Linked DNA regions of Mus musculus: all the other regions are linked to region 1. The links are chromatin loops, found by intact Hi-C in ENCODE. Cell type or tissue: left cerebral cortex. All regions are shown on one strand. Each heading gives the region's core, and the rest is flanking DNA. Links, peaks and the distances in the headings are about the cores only.

What was found. Hi-C counts contacts between places; a loop is a spot of excess contacts. Peaks named below come from ENCODE experiments on the same cell type or tissue, not always from the same donor. Only the 100,000 strongest peaks of a DNase experiment are listed, where the experiment ranks them.
Region 2: a loop joins it to region 1, with 5 times the contacts of the local background. A loop is called at or near these places in 6 of 42 quality-filtered maps.
Region 3: a loop joins it to region 1, with 2.3 times the contacts of the local background. A loop is called at or near these places in 4 of 42 quality-filtered maps.
Region 4: a loop joins it to region 1, with 2.1 times the contacts of the local background. A loop is called at or near these places in 3 of 42 quality-filtered maps.

The regions. Positions count from the first base shown.
Region 1 is chr3:143,376,742-143,382,540 of GRCm38, reverse strand. Gm40159 (a long non-coding RNA gene) reads left to right here and starts at 3,102. Exons shown (of 3, transcript XR_867681.1): 1 at 3,102-3,219. In left cerebral cortex, for the core only: a CTCF peak has its summit at 3,145 (motif pointing right); DNase peaks (open chromatin) are centred at 3,157 and 4,988; H3K27ac peaks cover 1,522 bases.
Region 2 is chr3:143,238,591-143,244,389 of GRCm38, reverse strand. A830019L24Rik (RIKEN cDNA A830019L24 gene) reads right to left here and starts at 1,335. Exons shown (of 4, transcript NR_040551.1): 1 at 951-1,335; 2 at 749-852. In left cerebral cortex, for the core only: a CTCF peak has its summit at 3,441; DNase peaks (open chromatin) are centred at 2,864, 3,431, 3,673, 4,927 and 1 more place; H3K4me3 peaks cover 362 bases; H3K27ac peaks cover 3,152 bases.
Region 3 is chr3:143,312,266-143,318,064 of GRCm38, reverse strand. The region is part of intron 1 of Gm40159 (a long non-coding RNA gene); the gene reads left to right. Among named protein-coding and RNA genes, the nearest start is that of Gm33514, 8.2 kb to the left of the region's middle. In left cerebral cortex, for the core only: a CTCF peak has its summit at 3,162 (motif pointing left); DNase peaks (open chromatin) are centred at 507 and 1,396; H3K27ac peaks cover 2,538 bases.
Region 4 is chr3:142,993,480-142,999,278 of GRCm38, reverse strand. No RefSeq gene overlaps it. Among named protein-coding and RNA genes, the nearest start is that of Gm33289, 26 kb to the right of the region's middle. In left cerebral cortex, for the core only: a CTCF peak has its summit at 3,112 (motif pointing left); a DNase peak (open chromatin) is centred at 3,046.

The sequences.
Region 1 (5,799 bases), core at 578-5,577:
CAGTTTGTTCCCTTTTTCTTGAGGTATTGGTTTTGGTACTAATACATTCCAGAAAATGGTTTATTTTCCACTATTGGTAAAATATCAAACGTAAGCCTCATTCCACTCTGCATGGGAGATATGTGGAAATGCAAAGTAACCATAGTATTTTATAATAGTGTCTTCAACTTTCATTCAAGATGGACTTCTAAGAATCCCACTTCATATACTCAAGACGCTCACCATTTACCAATACTATCTGGCACCATAAAGTATCAGCCAATATTCTGTATCTTCAAAGATCTTCAGGGGAATGATACAACTTTGGGTACAATGAGATGTACTCAGGAACAACACCTTGCCACTTCTGCTCACACTCTGGCTGTGCTCCAAGGATAGATGGCTCTGTGTAAGACCAAAGAGGTCATTCCAGTGGTACCATAATTCCCTTGGATAGTGTTATCAGCATTGCTCATGAAGCCATGAGGATGGAGCTGATGATCTAGGTGAGGTTTCAGAGCCTGTGCTGGTGACATAAAGACACCAGCTGCTTCCTGAACAGTGACCATGACCAACTACTGCCAAGGCTCATTCTGTTTTCCTAATTCATCTATCACATATTCACTCCTCATGGAGTGCTAAATCTACCCTTATTAACTGGAAGTTCCCTTTTCCATGCCCTTACCCGCTGGATGTCTGTATGTCCAGATGGGATTTTCTCCTGGAGATGACTCATGCAGGAACTATCCAGAGCTCTGTCATTACATTCCAAGATCTGCTTCATCAACGAACACCACAACTCCATTTGTCTTTTAGGTTGATTATCCCCAATCTTTAAGATAAACTGACTCAATTATTATCATTGACTTTCAGCTTTTAGCCACAACCACACAAGTCAATCTCAGACTCTGGACCGTGATCAGGGTCTCTTATTTACTGGCACTTTATCAATCTAGGATGGGGTTCTACTGTGCCTTTCCTGTGATGGAAGTGTAGGTTGTGATTTCAGATTGTTACTTCCTCTTTAGATATTTGACCACTAACAGGAATGTCTTGTCTGAATAAATCTCATCTATCTGCCTTACTTTTTATTAATCTGTCTAGATTGTTATGTAAGGGCTCCTCAAATGTTCACCCCAGAGATCCTCTCTGCTACAGCGGTGGCTGTGAATAACAAGAAGGAGCCAGCACTACTGGAGAAAGCCAGTACATCACTTCCCCAGAGCCTGACCTATGTACTCTGCCCTAACTCACTTCTGCTCCAGACCATCTTAACAGATCTGCTCCCCAAATCTGCAACACACATACACCACCTTTACTCTCAGACACTGACAGTGTGTTAGCTAAGGAACAAACAATTAGGAAGCCTTCTAAGGAGGGAAGAATGCAGATTTTCCCTAATCTGAAGAAATTTACACATTTTTAAAAATGACAAAAATAAAATACAAAACAGAGACAGAAGCAGCTCAGATGCAATGATATTCGTTTCAGACACGTGGGAAATAATAGAAGCAAGGCATGCATTCCAGCTTTCAACATGCTTTTAGTCTTTTGCCTCAGAAGAATCCTGTTTGCAGTCTAGGGACATGGCTCAGTGGGTAAATGTTTACTGCACAAGTCCAGTGACCTGAGTTTGGATCCCAGAAACTACAGTGTAAAACCCAGATGCTGCACCTCACACTGGTCTGTAATTCAAGTGCCCTTGCGGAAAAACAAGGAAGGAGACAGGGGTGTATGGGCCAACTAGCCTGGCATACAAAACCACAAAGCAGCAAAGAGACCTCGTCTTTCTCAAACAAGGTGAAAGACAAGGTTTCACATCAAAGTTGTGCTCTGACTTCCACGCTCATGCGTGGCACATGCCTGCCTGCACACTCACCCAAACAACCACAGAGAGAAAAATTAAGGAATCATGTTTTCTATGAGAGAGAAGGACAGCATTGCTCTCAGCTCTGACTCTAACTGGCATTGTACAGATCTTGCTTTTCATGGAGTTTGAAAAAGAATAAAAACTGCCTTAAAAATGAAACTCTCACAAGAGAAAAAGAGAAAAAAAAAGCTAATTAAGAAATACTGTATTTCACACAACTCGTCTCTGGCGGCCATCTTGTTTTTTTTTTTTTGCCCCAGTATGCAAAGTTAGTAATTCTAGAACAATAAAGATGGGCTGGAGCAACTCTTGCCTAATGAAACAATCTAAATGAGCTTCTTAAATACTTTTAACTAGCATTTAATTTATTTTTAATCAGGTGCTTATCATTTGTTAAATAAATTCCAAAGGCCCCAGGATTCCACAGCCCTTAGACAGGCCAATCTCCCAATGGGAAGCAACACATATTAAATAGTTGCTAAACCTTGGTAAATACACTTTTAATAATTAATTCTAGAAGTATTTAGCTAGCAGTAATATACTGGATATTTCAGCAGTATTGTAATCCATGGGATATTGTCCAGGGATTTTTCAGATTAACACATTTGGGTCCCTGAGTCCCATCTGTATACCTCTATCTGAATTCACAGCAGGTGATTTAACACATGGCGATCAGCTCCATGTGTCTGAGTGACCAATGATTTTATTACCGTATCAGTGAGATCAAATCAGTGAAATGCATCAGCCAAGGAAATGCTCAGGAAGGGACGAGACAGACGGCAGCTTACAAGTCAACCTGGGTTTTCAAAAATGATAACTACCGAAAAGAAAAATTACTTTTCCTGTTGAGATGTGTAAATATTATGTAGATATTCTAACTCCATCTCTGTGATGGATGGTGCTCAATTTTAAACATATTTCAGTAATGCCTTAATTTAATAGAATAGAGGATGCACAGGATGTTGAAGGATCAAGGTGAGAATAAATTGTCTGGCACAGATGGTTTCGTCTTATTCTAAAACCTGCGTGATTCTTACTTCCCATTTCATGAGGGGGAAAAATTGAAAAATAAAAGGGCTTTGCATTCTTTTCATCTTTAAAAAATATATTGTGAATTACCACTTTGATCGATTCTCCAGAGCTGGCCCGCTTCCAATTAGTCTTCTCTAACGCGACTGCCAGGCCTGCCTCTCCCCAGTTTGCTCTGCGACTCTGTTAAAATAAGTCCGAGGTGACCTTTGTCTAGCAAAGCCCTTCACTTCCCGGCCAGGATGACAGAGGGTGTGTCTTGACCAGCAGATGGTGCTCCAGAGCAGGCAGCAATGTGGGGTTTCTGCCTGGAGCTGGAAAGGCCTGCATCAAGTCTTCCGGTGAGTCGGTTATCTCAGTGACTTGTCAGACCCGGTTCCTCTCTTCTAGGTTCCATAAACGCAAATCTCGTATTTTTCAAAATAACACAGCACCGTGGTCCAGCCAGCTTCTTCAGGTAGGGTATCATGCAATACAGATGTAAACATAGACCCTGTGCAGGTAAATAGAAGCATCCTGTTTCTCTACGAGTTGCAAAAGGCACAGCTCTGGTTACTCAATTAGTAGTGATAAAAAATCAAACATTTTCAGGAGCCATTATACTCTAAAATGTTAACGTAGTTTACTTTTTAAAATGTGATCGATAGACGTGGGGTGCCTACCTATAAATTACTAAAGGCAAAACCCATTCTAATTAGCACATGGTGGGTTTTGAAGTATTTGATAATCTGTATTTTACATTTTTAATTTGTGGAAAGCATAAGATTCTCTCTCTCTCTCGACAAAAGTACCTGTCTTTGTCTCATTTCAACCGGGATATTTTTAACGCGACTCATTCAGGAAATGTAATTCTAATGTGCTATAGCATAGGTTTCAATTAACGTTCTCCTCTTTCTGACAGCCTTTACATTACGTGTTTTATGAAATCATTAACTATTGTCGTGTTTCTATTATGATACTATTAGGAAATAAGGAGACTTATGTAAATGGAGATGTAAAAGAAATGTATGACAGTCACTCGGAGCAACATCTGTGCACTATCATCCGTGCTCACACTAATTTTCTAAAGATTGTTGCATTCATTATAGAACATTGTTAGCTGTTGTGGCGCAACCCTTATTTCTATGCATTTAGGGAATGAGGGAGAGACCGGGTAAATGAGAGCCTAATCAATACCACTTTTCATTTCGCATCTAATGTGCTCTCTTTCCCTTTCTTTTCCTCCTGCACAAATCCAAAAAAGATCCTGACGTTACAGTCATAACGCGTAATTCTTCTGCAGAAACACAGACAATAATGCTTTCTGTATTCAGGCGTATTGCATATTCTAATGGCATTTGGCTAAATTGAGTATGGATTTAACATCAAAGGCTTCATGAATTTTTCAAATGAGATATTAAAGTCAATATTTCAAGTGAAAGATATTTCAATTTAGTTGCATACACAACAATAAAAAACTTCTACAAGGTAGAGGTACGAGTGGCTAGGGCAGTATTAGTTCATTCAAGAAATTATTAGTTTATAAGAAAATCAAACACAAGGTTGCGATGTGGCAATAACTGAATGAATTAGACCGACCGATATGCGCCAGCATGCTTTATCTCTAACAGGCTGAAGCAGTACACTCACCGCTGGCGTGTTCAGGGCTTCTGGCTAGATTTTTTTTTCTAAGCTCTGTTGATTAGCATGAAGATTTGCACTGCCGTTTCATAAATCCCCTTATTTTCATTTGAACGAACGAAGGACTTAGGATGTGTGGCAGAGGGGCTGTTTTTCACTTTGCACTTAAGTGGGTCTTACATCTAGGTGTTGATACTTAAAGCCAGTCTCCACAATGGTGCTGAGTGCTCTGGAAGGCTAAAGGAGGCTCCATCTGAATGTGTGAGAAATCTCTTGAGAGTTGTGGTAACACAGTATGTTAAACCTTGAATTCCAAGGCATCTTACTGCCGAGGAAGTCCAGTGAGGCACATGTATGGCGCCACCCCGTTTCACAGATAGATGGTGTGCATTCCTGTTGGCCCCTGTCCCTTGGGATAGAATGAGCCTTGTATGGAGAGGTCAGTGCTATGGCAGAAACTAGAACTTCATCTCTGCATCTGCAGTTCCAAGTGCCAAGCTCTGAGTCACTGCTGCCCTCTCACCACTTCCTATAAGATGTGACGGCATAGAAGGCCAGTCTGTCCCCGTTTGCATTGTCTGCTTGTTTAATTTTGTACAAATGGGAAGGTGTTGGCCTGACTTGGCTGCATTAGCGATCCACATCCTAACCTGCTTGTGCTGACTAGGGCCCCACTGCAGTATCTCTTTCCTATAGTCTTCAAGGCTCCATCCGTTTAAGCACAGGCTAACTCTCCACCTCACACAGGCGCCAGTTCACAAATGATTCAGGTCATAAAGAAGACAAAGCCCACTCACACACACACTAAGCTAGAAGGAGTGACCTGACTGGGAGCACGCAGACCACTCGCTTCATCTGGATGCCAACGGTTTTTCCTGTGTTCCTCATGGTACCAGGCTGAGAGCAACACAAGTACTCTGGGCTATGTGCTGGGCATGCTGACTTGACAGTGGCCAGTGTGTGATTTAAATCAGTATCTCTGAATGCCTGGCTTGATCGAAGCTCCTAAAGAGAAGTCAACTCGAGGGTGCGACTACCCCGAAAGACATAGAGATTTCATTCTGTGGTTTTAAGAGTTATTGCTCATGTTTAAATTAGGGGATGCCGTGTTCATCCTCTATAATGAGGGAGACATGTACAAACACACGGGGGGGGGGGCGGGGGAGACACACTTTTGACTTAAGAACAAAATAGTAGAATCATTACTACTTCGTGTGATTCCAAAGGTAGTTGAGTTCCCCCCACACCCCCTCCCCCTGCCCCCTCCCTCCCGCCAGAGGATGGCCCGCCATGCCTGTGGC
Region 2 (5,799 bases), core at 461-5,460, 140 kb after region 1:
CTATAACCCCCAGGAATCAAGGGGTAAGCAGGGACTGGCAAACTCCCTCGAAGCCAGTCTAATTGATGAACTCTGGGTTCAGTAAGAAGGCTACCTCCAAAAATATCATGGCTATGTAGGGAAAGATAATGTTGGCTTTTGGCTTTCACATGCACACACACACACACACACACACACACACACACACACAGAGAGAGAGAGAGAGAGAGAGAGAGAGAGAGAGAGAGAGAGAGAGAGAGAGAGACATGCCACGTAAAGGAGAAGCAAGAAAGTGAAGATCACCTTTGAAAGCCTCACTTCTGAGAATCATTGTTAAAAAGGGAAGAAATGAAACCTATACCAACCAGTATATGAGCAATCTAGACATCTGGTCTTTGGAAGTCAAGGGGAATAAGTTACTGAGGAAGGAAGTGTTGACAAAGTATCAAACATTAGGCAGTTGGTAAGTGATTCTCCTGAACACTCGGGATGGGAGTGAAATCCCTGGACCACTAAGAGCTGGACTTCGTGGAGAGTGGTCCTTGTCCTAGATGAACAATGAAGGGCAGCCTAGCTAAAGGTGGAATTGTAGAATTGGTTGCTTTATTCAGGTGAGCCAAGTTGCCCTGGAGCCTATGTTCCTTAACTGTTGGGGCAAAGAAATGTCAGTCTAGTATCTAAACACAATTAAAGGCAGCTAAACATTTTTGTAAACTCCAGAGAAATCCTGAAAGGAAACTGCCTTTGAAACAAAGCAAACAACACTTACCCAATTCTTTTTCTCTCCCCATTTTCCTCTCGACTCCACGTCGAGCTCTTCTTTTTCCTTCTTTCTTTTGTTTTGCCAGCACTCCGAAATCCTAAAGAAAATCTCTGTTTAAAGAAAAATGGATTGAGATAAAGAGATATCTAGTGCTGGCCCTAAAGAGGTGTGATTCTCTAAATGATAGACCCTGATATTTAGACTGCACCTTCTGATTTGCGAGAATGTGAACAAGCTTAGAGGAATTCTGAAGGTTACCAAGATTGTTGTTTGTTTTTTTTTTTAATAAAGTTACTAAAACACATCATATTATGTAAAAAATAACTTTGGCAAACTCAAAAGGTAGTAGAGAAAGAGTAAGGATAAGGAAGGATGTGGAAGGAGAGGAAGAAGAGGACAAGGAAGAGGAGGAAGATGAGAAAGAGAAGTAGGGAAGGACAGAGAGGAGGGTGATGAGGCGGAGGAGAAGAGGAAGAACCAAACAAGGAAGAGGAAGAGGCAGAGGAGGGTGTCAGAGAAAAGTGGGGATCAGGGTCAGTGCTGACAAGCCCTGAAAGATCTCAGAGATACAGAAAGAGGCTCAGTGTCTGCTCTCTTCTCCAAGAAGCTTTTGCTTTCAAATCCACCTCCTTTCCTTCCTTGCCTCATCCTGGACACAACTCATTTTTTTTCCCTCTGAAATAGCAAAAACAGCAAAGCTTTCTCACCAAAGCGATGGAACCACTTTTTACCACAGCCCAATTAACTGGGCACGTGTGGGCACACACAGAATGGCAGTCACAGCCAAGCAGCTCTGCTCTTCTTTCTTTCATTTTTCACTCAGGAAGAAGCAAAGGGAGGAGGCAGCACACTTACCTCTTAAAGTGTTTGTTTGGAAATAATATGCAGAAAGAGAAAAACAATCCTCAACTAACGACCGCCTTCCTCACCATCTGCTTAATCTAAACATTAGCATATCGCGGATCCGAGTGAACTCGGATTGCACTGGAAAGGGAGTATTCTCTGTTCTACTTTTTCAGAGCCTTAATGGAGGAGTCAAGTGAGAATTCTCTGTGGGATTATATGGGCTTATGGGCTTCCAATGCATGCATTTAGGGCCACATTTTCAGTCCAGCTTTAACTCATCATAGGAAGACCGGAGGCAAAATTGTGCCTGGCTTAATTAGCGCAAGTACTAATCAAGTACTAATGAAATTTGCCCACAAGCAGTCCTTTAGATGAAGGCACAAGTCTCACACACACACAATTTCCGTATATATCACTTAGCATGTCAGCACAAAAGGAGGGAAGAATTGAACAATTCCTCCCTAAAACTGGCTTCGGGCTAACCACAGGCAAACATCCTCTCTGCCCAGAAGTAACACACTAGTTTCATCAGTGTAAACTCTAAGTCCAAAATCTGCAAACTGTATCCTCGTTTACCACATTAGGCTGCAAATTTATAAAAAGACAGAGAACACCATAGACAAAGACACTTCATTCCTCCTGATTTACAAGCTATTTAAGACTTGAACTTAGGAATGTGTGCATTGTAATATTCTTTAAAATATATAGATGGTCTTTCAGTCTAAAATACAAGTCCATGAGAAGTGGCTAATACTGGACCACAGTCCTAGTCCTGTGAACATAGCATGTAAAAACAAAAACAAAGAAAACAAACAAACAAACCAAAAAAACCCACCCATTTTTCTCTCCTATAGTGATATATCTGGAGTATTGTTTGTTAAGTTTGCTGTTCAGATCTGCCTAAGCATGGGGCTTATTTACAACACAAATATTAATGATGCTAAGGAAGATGTTTTCGATCTATAAATTAAATCATACTAATCGAAGATGTGGTTAGTATATTGAATTATGTGTAAACATACCAAAGTTTCACAAATAAGAAATACTTTTTCCCTGGGGTTATCTATGATACTTGATGAAAACTAAAATTCTGGATCAACCCCTTTCTGAGGAGAGGAGAGGCTGAGTGAAACAGTGATTAACTCTGAAGAGCAAGGAAATCAAGGGAAGACGCCAGGAGGACCCAGTATTGTCACCTCTTCTGCCCACGAGAGAATATTCTTCCCTCCGAGGGCTGTTCCATTTCAGGTGCGAAAGGCTCTCACTTGGGAGAAGCTGAAACTCACCCACTTGAACGGGTGAAGAGCTAGAGGACCAGTTTTTCTCTTTATGAACTATCGACAAACATCACTCAGGAAAATCATCAGCACAGGTAAGGGCTAAAGAAGCAGCCAATTCACACAGTGTCTTCTTCATAACATGAAATTCGAGTGAGGAGGAAGAAAACCACGCAAAACCTGGATAACCTCTGTGCAATTGAATTGTCACCTGTGGTCCCATATAGCAAAATCCTTCCCCAGCAAGTTCATGACTTCGAAATATTAACCTTGACCTTGCCTTGCCTGGCTGTTTCGGAGATGCTTGCTGTTGTCTGGGTACTGTGCTGTACTCATCCCTCCCTAAGCAGACCCAAGTTTTCCCTACAGAAGGGTGGAACGGGAATGGGGACAAGGGCCTTTGTGTCACTAATGAGCTATTTCTTTTCTCAATTAAGCAAAGGTGTGTATGCTATAAAGAGTGCAAATGTTAGATGCTGTAAATGCAACAAGAAAAATTCCTGCAGCCCACCAGACATTAACAAAATTCAATCCCTGCTATTCTTCAAAGGAACCAAGGGCCCCATCTGCTGATGCTTAAATGAACTACAGTAGCAAACAGATTAAAAACAGCTCATGAGGAAGGGTAGCATCCAGCTAACTCTAACTAATGTCTAATAAAGGATCTGAAACTCTATAGGCCCTGAAGGAGTCAGGGAACCACTGTGACTTGGTACTCCTTACCCTCCCTTGTCTGGAGTCATAAATGTGGAACATTCTATGCAGTTAGGATTCATCTCACTTTATTTGAGTCTGCAGTACAGAGGCATCATGCACTGCCTTCTTGGGCCACCCTCAAGGCTGCCTTCACTGTCTACCACCTCCCTACCAGAACACGTGGCTGGAGAAATCACCCCTGTTCCTCCCAGTGATGACTGGAACTGACTGAAGGGCTATGTTAGTCGTGATTTTCATGATGATAAAAGCTATCCAGGGACTTCTCAACCAGGGACAGCCCCAGCACATGGGCTGGAATGCATTCTCTGGGTCTCCTTTTGTTGATCATTTTAGAGACTGAACACACTGCAAAGCATCTGAGAAATACCCAGGCTGGCTTTGCCTAATGAAGTTTCAGGCTCTGGTCACAGACGTACCAACTACCCACTCTTTGACCTTTTTACATGGAGTTCTGCTTACCTTCTAACTAAAAACCCAGAGTGCATGGTCCTTTATTTAAGCTCCTTTGTTTCTGGGCATAGCATTGACTATATCACCCTGAAGGGCAGAGAGAGAATCTTTAGAAGTTTTGTGTTAGGAACACAGTACATTGCATATCCTAAGTATTTGATAAAAACTAATTAAATCAGCACATCTTCAGACAAAGGAAGTGTCTCTCCTACAGTTAATTTCTTCATTTAATTTCTCCACTCTAAGTTGTGGAGAAATATATCTCTCTTATACCTATTTGAAATTTCATGAAGTTTATGATAGACACTGGCAAGCTAAACCCATTACATCAGTGGTTCTCAACCTTCCTACGGTTGTGACCTTTAACACAGTTCCTCCTGCTGTGGTGACCCCCAACTATAAACTTATTTTGTTGCTACTTCATAACTGTAATTTTGCTACTGTTATGGATCATAATATAAATATCTTGTGTGCAGAATATCTGTAATACGTGACTCCCAAAGAGGTTGCCACCCACAGGTTGAGAAGCAGTGTTTTACAGCTTTATTTAGACAACTTCTCCAGATACCTTAGGGATAGTGGTCTTCCTCCATGACAAACAAGCTGATGGGTACTTGGTCAAGATTCTCTGATCACTCCTAGAATAGATGTGAGTGTTCACATCAAGCTTTGACAGCTGCCTCCCCTGTAACATTGGTCACTGTGTAGAAAAGAGAAAAGAGGAAGGAGTGTTGGTTTGTTGTGGTACTATGGAGTTAAATGGCTATCACTGGCTCCTTTGGCTTTAAAGTTTAGGCTTTGGTGGGTTAACTACTTCCAGTCCCATTTCTATGACGATTCCCTAGTCTTTCTATCGAGAAACAGAAACCTGAGCTAGAGCAGTGGGATTAGAGGTTTGGAATACTTGGTGCTCTGCAGAAAACCCATGTTGATTTCTAGCACCGACACGGTGGCACACAACCAACTGCAAATCCATTTACATGTAACCAGATGCCTGCTTCTGGCCCCCAGTGGCACTGTACTAATGTGGTGCATAAGCATGCATGTAGGTGAACACTCATTCATGTAAAATACAAACAAAATAAGAGAAAGAAAGGAAGAAAAAAAAGGAAAGAAGTAGAGAAGAAAGGAAGGAAGTAGAGAAGAAAGGAAGGAAGGAAGGAAGGAAGGAAGGAAGGAAGGAAGGAAGGAAGGAAGGAAGGAAGGAAGGAAGGAAGGAAAGAAGGGGGAATTCATGAAGATCTGCCTATCTGCCTTCTGGGCTATTTTAAGCATTCATTTTGTATTGAAGTCAATGGCTGAACATTATCTGGCTGCCTTTCCACGTAAAAACCATCCCTCTCCAGTAGCCCATCTCCTTCCTTACAGAGCTCTGGACAATCAGCCATATATTTAATTTTTCTATGAACTTTTCTCCATGTCTTTCTTTAGGAGTGGCTCTTGATTAACTCAAGTTAATTATCGTGCCTCTTCCTCTTTTCCACAGTAGTGGCTCAGAAGCCGGCATATGACTGAATGTGGCCATTCATATATAAGGCATGTTTGCCAGGAATTGTAGGAAAGAGGATATTTCTAGCTGCTGTGGGAGTCATTTTAAAATAAGTTCCCTTTCTTGAACATGAAGCACGCAGCCTTTGTTGGATCAGCATGTGCCCATCTGTCTCGAGAGCAGATAGCCTTAGGGCGAGGCCAATGCTGGGAAAGCACAATGAGAAGAAAGGCAACCCATTTTTGGAGATGTTTTAAGAGGTCTACAGAACAAAAATT
Region 3 (5,799 bases), core at 350-5,349, 64 kb after region 1:
CATGTCAAGAATTATTGAGAATTATTTGGTCACTGTGCAGACAAGGCTAAAATTCATGTGTGTGTGTGCTTGTTTGTTTGTTTGCTTGCTTGTTTTATTGATCTAGAGCCTTGTATAATCTTGATATTCTAACCGATCATCCAAAGCTCTTTGTAGACAGAGTCATTAAGTGGATGTCAGGAAATCAAGCAAGGGATGCCCTTACCTCCCTTGTCTCAGCATAGGTTTCACCGCATCCCTCTTTTCTTACACAGATGGAAATTTACTATCAGAAGGGGATGACCTAGAGTCCCTTAAGAGCCAATATCTATTATTTAATTTCATTTGCCATGTAAGGTTAAATAAATCTAAGAAAGTACTGAGGACATAGGCCATAGAACTCACATGCTTTGATAAGACAACAAAGAGAGAGGCAGATAAGGAGAGGATGGCTAGAGTAGGGAAGTTGCAACTGGGTTCTCGGGACATGAAATGATCCAGTTAAATGGAGATGAAAGAACTGAATTCCACTCTGTCTACCTAATGACTTAGCTTCATGGTGGCCAATTCTAAGTATTAGAGTTTCCATAACAAACAGATGTGCTGAGTAAATACACAAAGATAACAAGGGAAGAAAGAACTTGTGAATTGGACACGGGTTTTAGCAAATAGGAGATGAGAAGTCACAAATATAATGTCCTTTATAGCAAGCAAAAGTGCAATCACAGCACAACATGCCGGGCCCTTCTCCTGATTTACCCTAGCCTCTTCTCCACTCCACCCCATATCACCATCTTTAACTTAGCTCCGGTGAAGAAGGAATAGCAATTAAGCCTGATTGTCTCTGTGATTCTGATACATGCTCCTATGTGCATTCACACAAAGCTTAGTCATCGCTATTGCTCCAGAATGTAAATTCTATTTTTTCAAGCTACAAAATTATCTAGACATTTGCCTAATACCCAAACTCCTCCCTCGCCTTCTAGCTGCAGATAGTTCATAAATCTTTAAGGGAATGCATTGACTCTGAAATTTAGTCTCCTTAAAGTAACACTTCACTCAACTTTATATCTGGAGTCACATGCTAGATTCTGGTTCTATTTCTGTTCTGTTCTATTGATTCCTGGTGGTTACAGGACACCCCTCCACACAGTGTTATCAGAGGCGAAACTGTTGCCCCAGGGCATCTCATTTTCGAAATATTTTAATGGGGAAACTTTAGTTCAATCTTGAATGAATCTTCAAGCTGCTTAAAAAGGACTGGCTGTCTCCAGATGAACAGAGAAGACGATGAGCCCCTGGGGTGAGTCCTCACCGCCCCCTCAGACTCACCCACAGCTCTCTCCAAGCTGTTATTCCTTTGTCTTCTTACGATCTGGCTTCCTCTGGATCCTCTCCAGCATTGAGCCCACTCATTTCCGTGACTTGCAGTGTCCTCTTGAAAACTAAGTAATAGAAGCAGATGCTCTAGCTCACACGCATATTTTCTCACTCAAACATTCATCACAGCTTCCCACCCGAAGCCGAGGCAGGCTCTGCTGGGAAATTCACAATCTCTAACCTAAAAACCAAAGTTGCTAGGGCTCTTCTGGTGGGTTCCATAACTATAGCTCACAGTAACTACATTTCGCTTGTACTTCTGAGGCTTTTGCTCCACCCTCTCAGATTTGGTATGGACATCCAAATCGTTTGCTAGAACCCAGATATCCCTTTCTCTGTGAGCATCCTCTCATGTAGGTGGGAAGGGGACACTCTTCTGCCTGGAGAGAAATGAAACCTACTAAGATCCTAGAATGATATTCATAACAATCTGTATATTCTTGATGTGTCTTCTTTTACACGAAGTGTGTAGTGGGAGAAAGAGACACAAAGAACAAGTCACTTCTAGTCTTTTCCATAACCTAAAAGGCCTTATACCTGGTCCATGACCCTACCTAGAATTGTATCATCTACCAAAGAATCAAAATCTTTCAATGCTAAAGACTCAAAAAAGCACACCATTACAGTAACCTTCTGTGTCTTCTAAAGGGGCTGATTCCCACTGAATGAACACAATTAATTAGTTTAAAAGACCCACATCCAGTATTTCATGTGACTACTGTTTATCTCCCATGGCATGTACAAACTTTTTTTTTTTTTTAAGAAATTGCGGGAAATGTCAAGACCCTTACTTGTTACAATTTAATTTTGTGCTGCTCAGGCAATTACAGTTCAATGAATGATGATTCTAACACATCCAAGTTTTCATTACTCTTTGCTTAATTTGTCAGTTAATGCCTTTGAGTTCCGCAGTTTCCCCAGCAGTCTTAACTTGCCATTAAAAACCTGTCAAGGAAACACAACCTTCCGATTCCAGCCGGGTTTAAAGACGGCATACATCCTTTCATTGTTAAGAAAGTTAGAGCTCACTCCTCAAGCAAAATATTCATACTTCAGGAATTCACAGTTAGGAAAGATAGCAATAATTCTATATTAGTGGGTTTTTTAATGTAACTGCTCTGCAATAAATACCAGAAATAAGAGTCTGTGCTTAAGATACTATATATCACACAAATATTACTCTCTATCCGTGGTTCTTAGTGGTTTACGGTTACCTGATAGATGTTGGACTTTTACATTCCTTTCCATGTCCCAAGCATTTATTACATTTACACGTTTATACATCTCTAATATTTTTGCAATACATTTTCCTGAATCAGCTGATGACATTTAATAGAATATTTAAAGCACAATATAAAACCTTAAATGCTTCGGCTTATTTCAGTGAGGGGGAATGCACATAGATTGGATTTCAAATTAAAACCTACTAGGGTGGTATGCTGGACACTTTTTGCTTCTGCTGTGCATATTGAAATACGAGGGAAGGCTTTCTTATGCAATACTGTGGCATCGGTACAAACAACAAGCTTTTGTACTTGGGAGCAAGGAAGATGATTAAGGAGCTATTAATGAAAGGAAACAAAACCAGTGTGCTGGAATGTAATAGTCCATGAAATCCTTATTGGTAGAAAGGGAATCTGCAGTAAATAAATATTAACCTACATGCTATGGAAAACATAAAGCAAACTGGGGGGAAGGGGGAAATATGTTCTTTAAGCTAAAATATAAGTTAAAAAATCGCTGACAATGTAAGGAGAGTCAATTTGCATACAGCAGGGCTCCATCTGCTGTGGAAAATATAAGCTGCAAGAATGATTTAATAGTTAATAGAAGTAGTGGCCGTTGTTAATTATAATTTGCACATTTACAAATCAGCACTGATAGCAATACAAATTATGAAATATAAGGGTGTTCTGCTGGGTACTGGGGAAAATAAGATGACAGACAAAGTTAATGGACTATCCCTAACCACAGCTCTGTCAGAACACATCAGAGAACTAATCCAGTTACAAAGAGCCTGCAATGGAAAATCTATTTAAAATATTAAAATGCTGTTTGGTAAAAGCTTTTTCATAGTGCATTTTACTTAAACAGTTGCTGATTGCCCGTGGGTCGTTAGCCATATACCCAAATGCATTCTGCAAACTGCCATTTAAAAGAATAGTAGAAATTAAAGAAGAAATATATTTCTGTGGCTCTTCCTACCCCCCCCCCAAATATACAGAAATTGTTTGCTGATGTCTAGTCTAGATATGGAAAAGCTGGCATATGATCACACAATAATTGGATAGCTGTAGAATTAAGCACTGGGCTTTGCCTGCACTGAGCGGTACCATTCCACACTTTTCCCATTAGACCTGATCTTATTCCCATTTATATTGCATGCTAATGGTGATGATTCAAGGACACTCTTATTTATTATGAAGACAGAAATTGTCATTGATTTTTTTCATTAATCTTCTATTTCACCTAATTTCTCTCATCATTCTATAATATGGATTAGCAGAGGAAACATTTTATACACAGTGTTTGAATGGTAACTTTTTTCCCCTCTAAATGGTGCAGATTGCTAATTTTAGCCTCTGGATTCTCTAATTTAAAGAAACCGGCTCTTTATGCAACCTCCTTCAATTTACCATGATTAGGGAACCTTTGCTCCATGACCATTATTGTTAATGCATGCCAAGGACGCTTTTGCATCTTTGAAAAAAAAATGGAAAGAACAATGACAGAACCAAATATTCACCTGAAAAATATGTAAGCTTAAGTGAGCCAAATTATTGCAGATCACACTTGAATACAAAATTGGTTATTATCAAATTATATCAGGGTATATTAGCACTTATTCATTTCAATTCAATGTACACTCCCAAGGTATTTGTTGGATTGGGGCAAAGGTCAAAACTGCTGGTCTTTGCAACAAAACTTTTCAGATGATGTTTATTTTAACTATCTTTAAAAATATGAATTTGAGTATGTTAGACAGTGTGGTCCTCAGTTCTTCCAGTCTTACTTGTAGTGATTCTATATCTTCATATTACTTGATTGACTCCTCTATCAACCCAAACTTTCAAAATTATTTCATATATCTAATCATATATTACTTGTTTTTGAATATGTTCAATATAATTTATTTGTTCTTGAATATGTTCAATGTATTTTTCTTCACTTGCTACATCTAGCATATGCGTTCATATCTATAGCCCAATCCTGAGTCCATGAGATACAGAATCATTAATTTGAGACCAATGGGTTATTTTATTAGTTAAAAACAAGAATAGAAGGTATTGAAAACATCTGTATACTAGAAAGGATGTCCATCAGAAATTATCAGTTATCATTGTGATTCTAGATAGGAAAATATTCCCCCTCTCCCTCTCCCTCTCCCTCTCCCTCTCCCTCTCCCTCTCCCTCTCCCTCTCCCTCTCCCTCTCCCTCTCCCTCTCCCTCTCCCTCTCTCTCTTTCACACACACACACACACATTGTTCTTTCATGAGAATTATTTCACAGACCTGCTATCATTCAATTTTCAATTCAGTTTCAAACATGCAGTTTGCACCTGGAGACATACACACCATTAGGATTATTCCCACTTGGATTAAAGAGTGTCTATCTAATTCTCTCTGTAATACAATACCAGTTAAGCACCCAAGATATCTGCCAAAGTTCAACATTATATGCATTCATAACAAAAAAAAAGGTCACACATAAGTTAGTGTGGATGTGAAGAAATATTTTGTTATGTATGTATGAATGAAAACATGAGCAAATCAAATCACAGGATTAGCCCTCCTCCCAAGCCTTGGTCTTCTAAAAATATTATAGAATATGAAATAAGGAAAAGAGAATAGGTATGCTATATGATCAAAAAGCAATGGACTGGCAAGTAAAGCCAGTCAAATATTGAACATCCATACATCCAATGTTTCAAAACAATACCACATTAAATTTCAAAATTTCTGGTTTAATTACTAATAATAGGCCAACCCTTAAAATAACTTATAATTGTGGTAATATATTTTGAACAATATATGCAAATTCATTGAAACTACTAGAAAGTACAGAGTAGTGAAATCACACCTTCGAGGGTGATTAACGGGAGGAACCACAGAGGAACCATAGACCCACAGGTCTATGCAACCGTTCCCTGGTGGATGACCGCTATTTCCAGAGCAAAAAGCTGAATGGCTGAGGGTTGAACAGAGACTTTCACACGCTAATGATGTGAGATGGAGAGAAATCCAAGTCCAAAGGCCTCTCAAGGGAGTTACTGACAATTCCCCTAAGCTTTAGAATAATAATAAGCAAAGCACAGGCCTAGGTTTAAGTGAACGAAAACCCTCTGTGGATCACAGCAAACTTTGATGGATGACCCCTTAGGTACAAGTTAAAAGTAAAAATAAAGTTTCTTTAGTGCAATATGACATCAATCCAAACCC
Region 4 (5,799 bases), core at 533-5,532, 380 kb after region 1:
AGGAATATTTTGGATGCCTGGCACTGGGGATTTTGCCAGTCTATGGCTCTTTGGGAGAGCATTTTGTCCCAAGTAAAATAACTTTATTCAGAGAGAGAGAGAGAGAGAGAGAGAGAGAGAGAGAGAGAGAGAGAGAAACACATCCAAGATGATTGCTGCAAGAGAGTGTCATCTATACATAACAAGAAAGCTGCACCCATGAAACCTCAACAATATGGCTTCTTTAACAAGACCAGCACAGTGATAACATCAGTTGACATATCAGTGTGGCTTGAGGAAATCTCGTAAGACCTCACCCATAGATCAAGAGTGACAAGAAATTAATGGCTACTGAGAGAAGAAGATTGTCTTCTCTAGGGACAAGCCCCTACAGATCATCTAATCTGGAACAATCTTCCCTAAACCCATATACACGTGAGCAACACGAAATAAACTTGACATGTTTAATTTATATATAAATGTAAACATAACAATAATAATTAAGAAGATGAGCTCAAGAATTTTGACACAGAGTGGAAAGGGGACACAGAAGGTGAGAGAAAATGGTTGAATTACATAAATATAATACTTGTGTACTAAAATCTCTGCTTGCTAAACAAAGAAATTAAAAATACAAAAATATGATTTTGCTATGTAAAAAGACTAATGATGGACATTTATAAAATTATAAAACATTTTAGGCTTAAACCAAGCACTAGTGATTAAGTCTTGCTTGATGTTCTTTGTATCCTAGATAGAAGCTAAACATGGTGTTCAACAACCTTAGTTGTGACACTAAGGAGACAAAGGTAGGTTCTTCTCTGTGAGTTCAAGACCAGCCTAGTCTACATAGCAAGTTCCAGACAAACTAGGATGATACAGTGAGACTATGTCTCAAACCCAAATTTAAATATTCAAAAGTAATAAAACACGAGCTACTGACCTCAGATCAGGCCCTATATAAACATACCACCCAGAGTAGTGTGACCATTGAGAATAATCAACAAGAGGAATACCCATACAAATCTTTGATTAACTTACAACACAATATGCATTCGGAAAAGAAGAGCCTTGGTAGGAAGATATAGGGGTGACAAAAAGCCAAGAATGAAGGATGTTTACAGTTGAACGAGTGACCAATGGACCTAGAGTAAATTACTTATTGAAAGAATTTAAATTAAAAATAATAACTAGACATTGAGTCTATAACTTGTGTGGTTTGTTTGTTTGTTTTTTTCTTTTTGGTTTGGTTTATTTTGTTTCCTTGGTTTTGTTGTTGCGTTTGAGTTTCTGGTTTTGTGAGAGAGAACTTAAAGTTGGGTGAGTAGGAGAGTGGAGGATCTGGAAAGACCTGGAGGAGGAGAAGGTCATAATAAAAATATTTAAATTGTAAAAATATTTTTAATAATAAAAAACACAATTTAAAAATTCATAACCATGAATTGCACTTCTTGGACTCTATTTGTTATCAGCACAGAGGTTAAGGGTTGTTTCCTTGCCGTTTTAGCTTTACCTACCTCCCTGGTGTCTGGTCTTGAAGAAGTAAGTTTAAGAGTTAAAGAAGCACAAAAGCCATTTTAATTGAATCCCCAATCCACCTGACGGCACCTATCATGTTTCTCTGTGGAATCACCCCTTAGCTTTCCTCAAGACAGGGACCTCATTCTCATTTGCCTCCTGTTGCTGGTAGTTACAGGATGTAATATGCAAACGCCTATATGCGGAGGAACCCCCCCAAATCAGCAAGTGCTCAAAATTGTGTGCAAAATATGAATAAAATATTGATTTCATTAAAAATGTTAAGGACTACTTAATTCAAAAACATTTTATATGTTTGCATATTTATTTTGAAATTTGCATATTTGTTTGCATATAACTTGTAAAGATGAATGTTAATTATACTTTAAAATCATTTATAAATTGTAACTAAGAATGTTGTATGAATTTTTAAAACTGACAAATTCTCAAGTACCACTAATTATAAAGTGTCATGTAAAGTACACTGGAGCAGGCCTCATATTGAAAAAATATTGAGATCTTGACAAATAGGAAAGCGAAATTATGAAGAGTGCTTGCTGATTAAACGACACCTCGGGCGAGTGAAAGTTAAGTATCATCCATGGTTTCTCACAGCATCCATCTACCCTCCCAGGGTCAGGATGCTCTGCTCCTAACTTGACAAATGCTCTACCTGGCTCTGCCACATTAGCCCACATTCAAACCTACCATCTGGGCGTTACTGCATATGTCATTCAGTTGGACATACTCTGGACATGAGGAACATAAGGAAACAGAAATTGTAGTGAGCCTTATGGCTGTTTAAGCAGCACTTCCAGTCACCTGGTCTGAGCTGAGATTTGGCCACGTACTAATTAAATTTGTACAATTATTTGGAGTAATTTTTAGTCATTTCCACAAGGTCAGATTTGAACTGGTTTCCATAAGGAGCCACTGGGGAGAAGGAAATGTACAGGTAATTACGCCGGACATGTGGACCTAACACTCATTATTAAATTGGACATGATATTGGATGCCTTAAAACTACAATAGGTCTTACCTTATTATATAACTTTCTGTAGTTTTGATAAAATGTTTACTTATCCTGAGCACAGACACACCATAGGAAAGAACCTTGGTCTATGTGTCAATTTTCCTAAATTAATAACTACTGTAAACCAATTTTAATTTTTTTAAAGAACTGTCATTTATTCCAACATCAAGGAAACACATTGCTACCGCTTCCCCTTTCTCTACCAGCATCATGCCCCTTGTCTCTGTTAGTTTAGGGCTGATTTGCAAATGTCTTACTACAGGAAATAATTAATGCTAAGTTATTCCATGTTGTTATATTATCAGTGTCCTATCTGAATCCATACTAACATAATTAGAGATAAAGTCGACAGCAAAAAACAAGTAACCCTTCAGGTTCCATGCCAAACAGCATCAGCCCTGCTGGCAGAGCAGAACTCAGTTCTCAAAAAATAATGTGATATTAAAAGGCAAAAGTAAACAAATTAGATTTGTAAGTTTGTTTTCTCCCTCTGGGTATTAATCAACCCCTGTAAACCGTGGGTTGGCCTCTTCAAATCTGCCTCAAATGGAATTTAGGGTTTTGAAAGGCAAATGGAAAAAATTGTCTCCCTCTGGTGGGGAATGTAACAAGTTTTCCATTTTCTTTTTCTTTCTTTTTCTCTGTTTCTCTTTCCCCCTCTTCCTTTGTTTTCTCTTCTTTTTCCTGCAGTCAGCTAATTTCAGCTAATTTTCCTGATGGCCTCAAAAGACTATTTTTGAATAACCAAATTTGTGTCATCTTTTCAGCGGATTTTATTATAATTTAAATGTGGCCAATACTCAGAAAATCCATATTCAAAAACAATCTCTACTTCTTTCACATTTTCTTCTGAATAAAATAAAAGGCTAAAAGGTGGGAAACATGACTCTAGAGAAGTCGGAAGGCTTTGTGTTTTCAAGAAACACTCAGCTGGCAGATGGCTGTTGTCAAGAACTATACTTTAGAATCTTTTTGAAAACGCATTTATTATTATTATTATTACTATAATTATTGGTTATTTTATTTATTTGCATTTTAAATGTTATACCCCTTCCCAATTTCCCTTCCGCAAACCCTCTATCACATCTCCCCTCCCCCCTGCTTCTATGAGGGTGCTCCCCAACTCACCCAACTTACATTTCTAAATAAGCAATTTCAGAGGAGGAAGATTCTAGAAGGCCCACCTCCCTCCATCCACCCACACTATTTGCCAAGGCCACCCAGGGCTCTCCCCTTCAGTGATCCTGAAACAATGGAAACATGTTCAGTTATCACCTGACAGCTGGCTTGTTTGTGTGTCAGACCCTCCAGCTAAGACTGGGAGCCCTTCAGCAGATGTCCTCTGTGTGTGTGTGTGTGTGTCCAAGTTATCAGTGTGTAACTTAGTGTTTAGTACACTGAGAATCCACTCTCATCTGAAGTAAGGAAAGCTTTGGGTACACAACCATGGGCAAAACACACCAGTCCCTGCCGCCATGAAACTATACCCTACCTATGAGATGGATCAAAAGGATATTCTGCTCTAGAAACAATAGATTAAATAGTAGTGACTGGATACAAACCGTATGCAGCTCATACTAGAGTTGGGATAGGTTATAATTTCCCTTTATGTAGAATTGTTCCTAAAAGTTCAATGGGATTACTCCCATTGTGGACAAAGGCTTTGCAGGTACTAGGAAAGTATTCAACCACGAGGTGCACCCCAAGGCCAAGACTTTTCATTGTTTGCCACAATAAATTTAATTGTGTTTATTTAAGACATACAGCGGCGCATGTGTGTGTGTGTGTGTGTGTGTGTGTGTGTGTGTGTTGTAAGCCACCTAGATTATAATAATAAAGCAAATTAATATCTGTCATCAAAATTATTACCAGCTTTACTTTCTTTAGGAAGAACAGCTCACATCTAGTCATTTAGCATGAGTTCCCAAAACAGCATAATTTTCTAACCTGCACTCTTGGTGTGTGCATTCAATCTCTAGATGTCTTTATGCTACTTGTCTCAGCTTCACTTCCTGCCTCTAGATTCCTGTCATAGCTTCTCTGATGATGGACTGTAAGCTGTAAGCCCAAAAGAATCCATTTCCCCCCCTAAGTTGCTTTTGGTCAGAATATTTTACTTCAGAAACAAAGAAGCTTAGATAATTCACCTACCGTCTTTGATTCCTGCTCACTGATTACCACCACTCTGTTCTCTACAAATCTCTACAAATCTACAAATCTCTACAACTATATTCGTACACACACACATGCACACACACACACACACACATACATATATACACACATATACATATATATATATACACATATACATATACATATATACACACATATATTGCAGGTGCTGCTATGTAGTATAGGACTCACCTAGCATGTACAAGGCTGAGTTCAGTACCCAGTACTGGAAAAAGAATAGCTTCCACATATGAGTTCAGGGAATGGATTCCTTTCTGTATTTGTTTTCTATCACTTGGCATAATATCAAGATTCTTCAAGATTTTAGCAAATGGCAAGATATTTTTTAAGTGCATAATATGCCACTGTCCATATATGCCTTGGTTTCTTATCTATTGACAATATTGGTTGGCTATTACATATTTTGCCTATTTTGTGTAATGTTCCAATGAATGTAGAGGGCAGCTATCTTTCTGAAATGGTCTTTCATATCATTTTGGTATTTGTACAGAAGAAGATTTCTGGGTCACCTTGGGAATTCTAATTCCAATTTCCTCTGAACACTCAATACTGCTTTAATCTTTTCTACATATTCTCGTCAACATTTGCTATCTTTCATTTTTATAATAAACATACTAATAAGTACATGTTGTTAACTTGATTTTATTTATTTGTTTATTTATGTGAGGACAGAAGTCTGTGCCAAGCACAGTGTGGAGATCATAGGACAACTCATTGGAGTTGGTTCTTTCCTTCCACATTAGACCCCAGGGAGCAAACATGGTTTGTCAGGCTTGCCATCAAGTGCGCTTGCACAGTGAGCCATTTAGCTGGTGCAGTGTGTTCTTTTGCAGTGGTCTTGTTTCTACTTCTCCGGTAACTAATGATGATGAGCATCATTGTGTGTTTTGTCCATTCGTAAATTTCTAAAGAAATGTCTCTCCAGATCTCTTGACCATTTCTAGTCAGGTCTTTTGTTTATTTGTGATTGACTTGATTCTTTAAAGTTGGGGTGTTGATTCCTGATCAACTATCCAGCTAATGAATGTGTGTCCCAGGGTGCTATAGTACGTTGTTTCCTTGGCTGAACATGA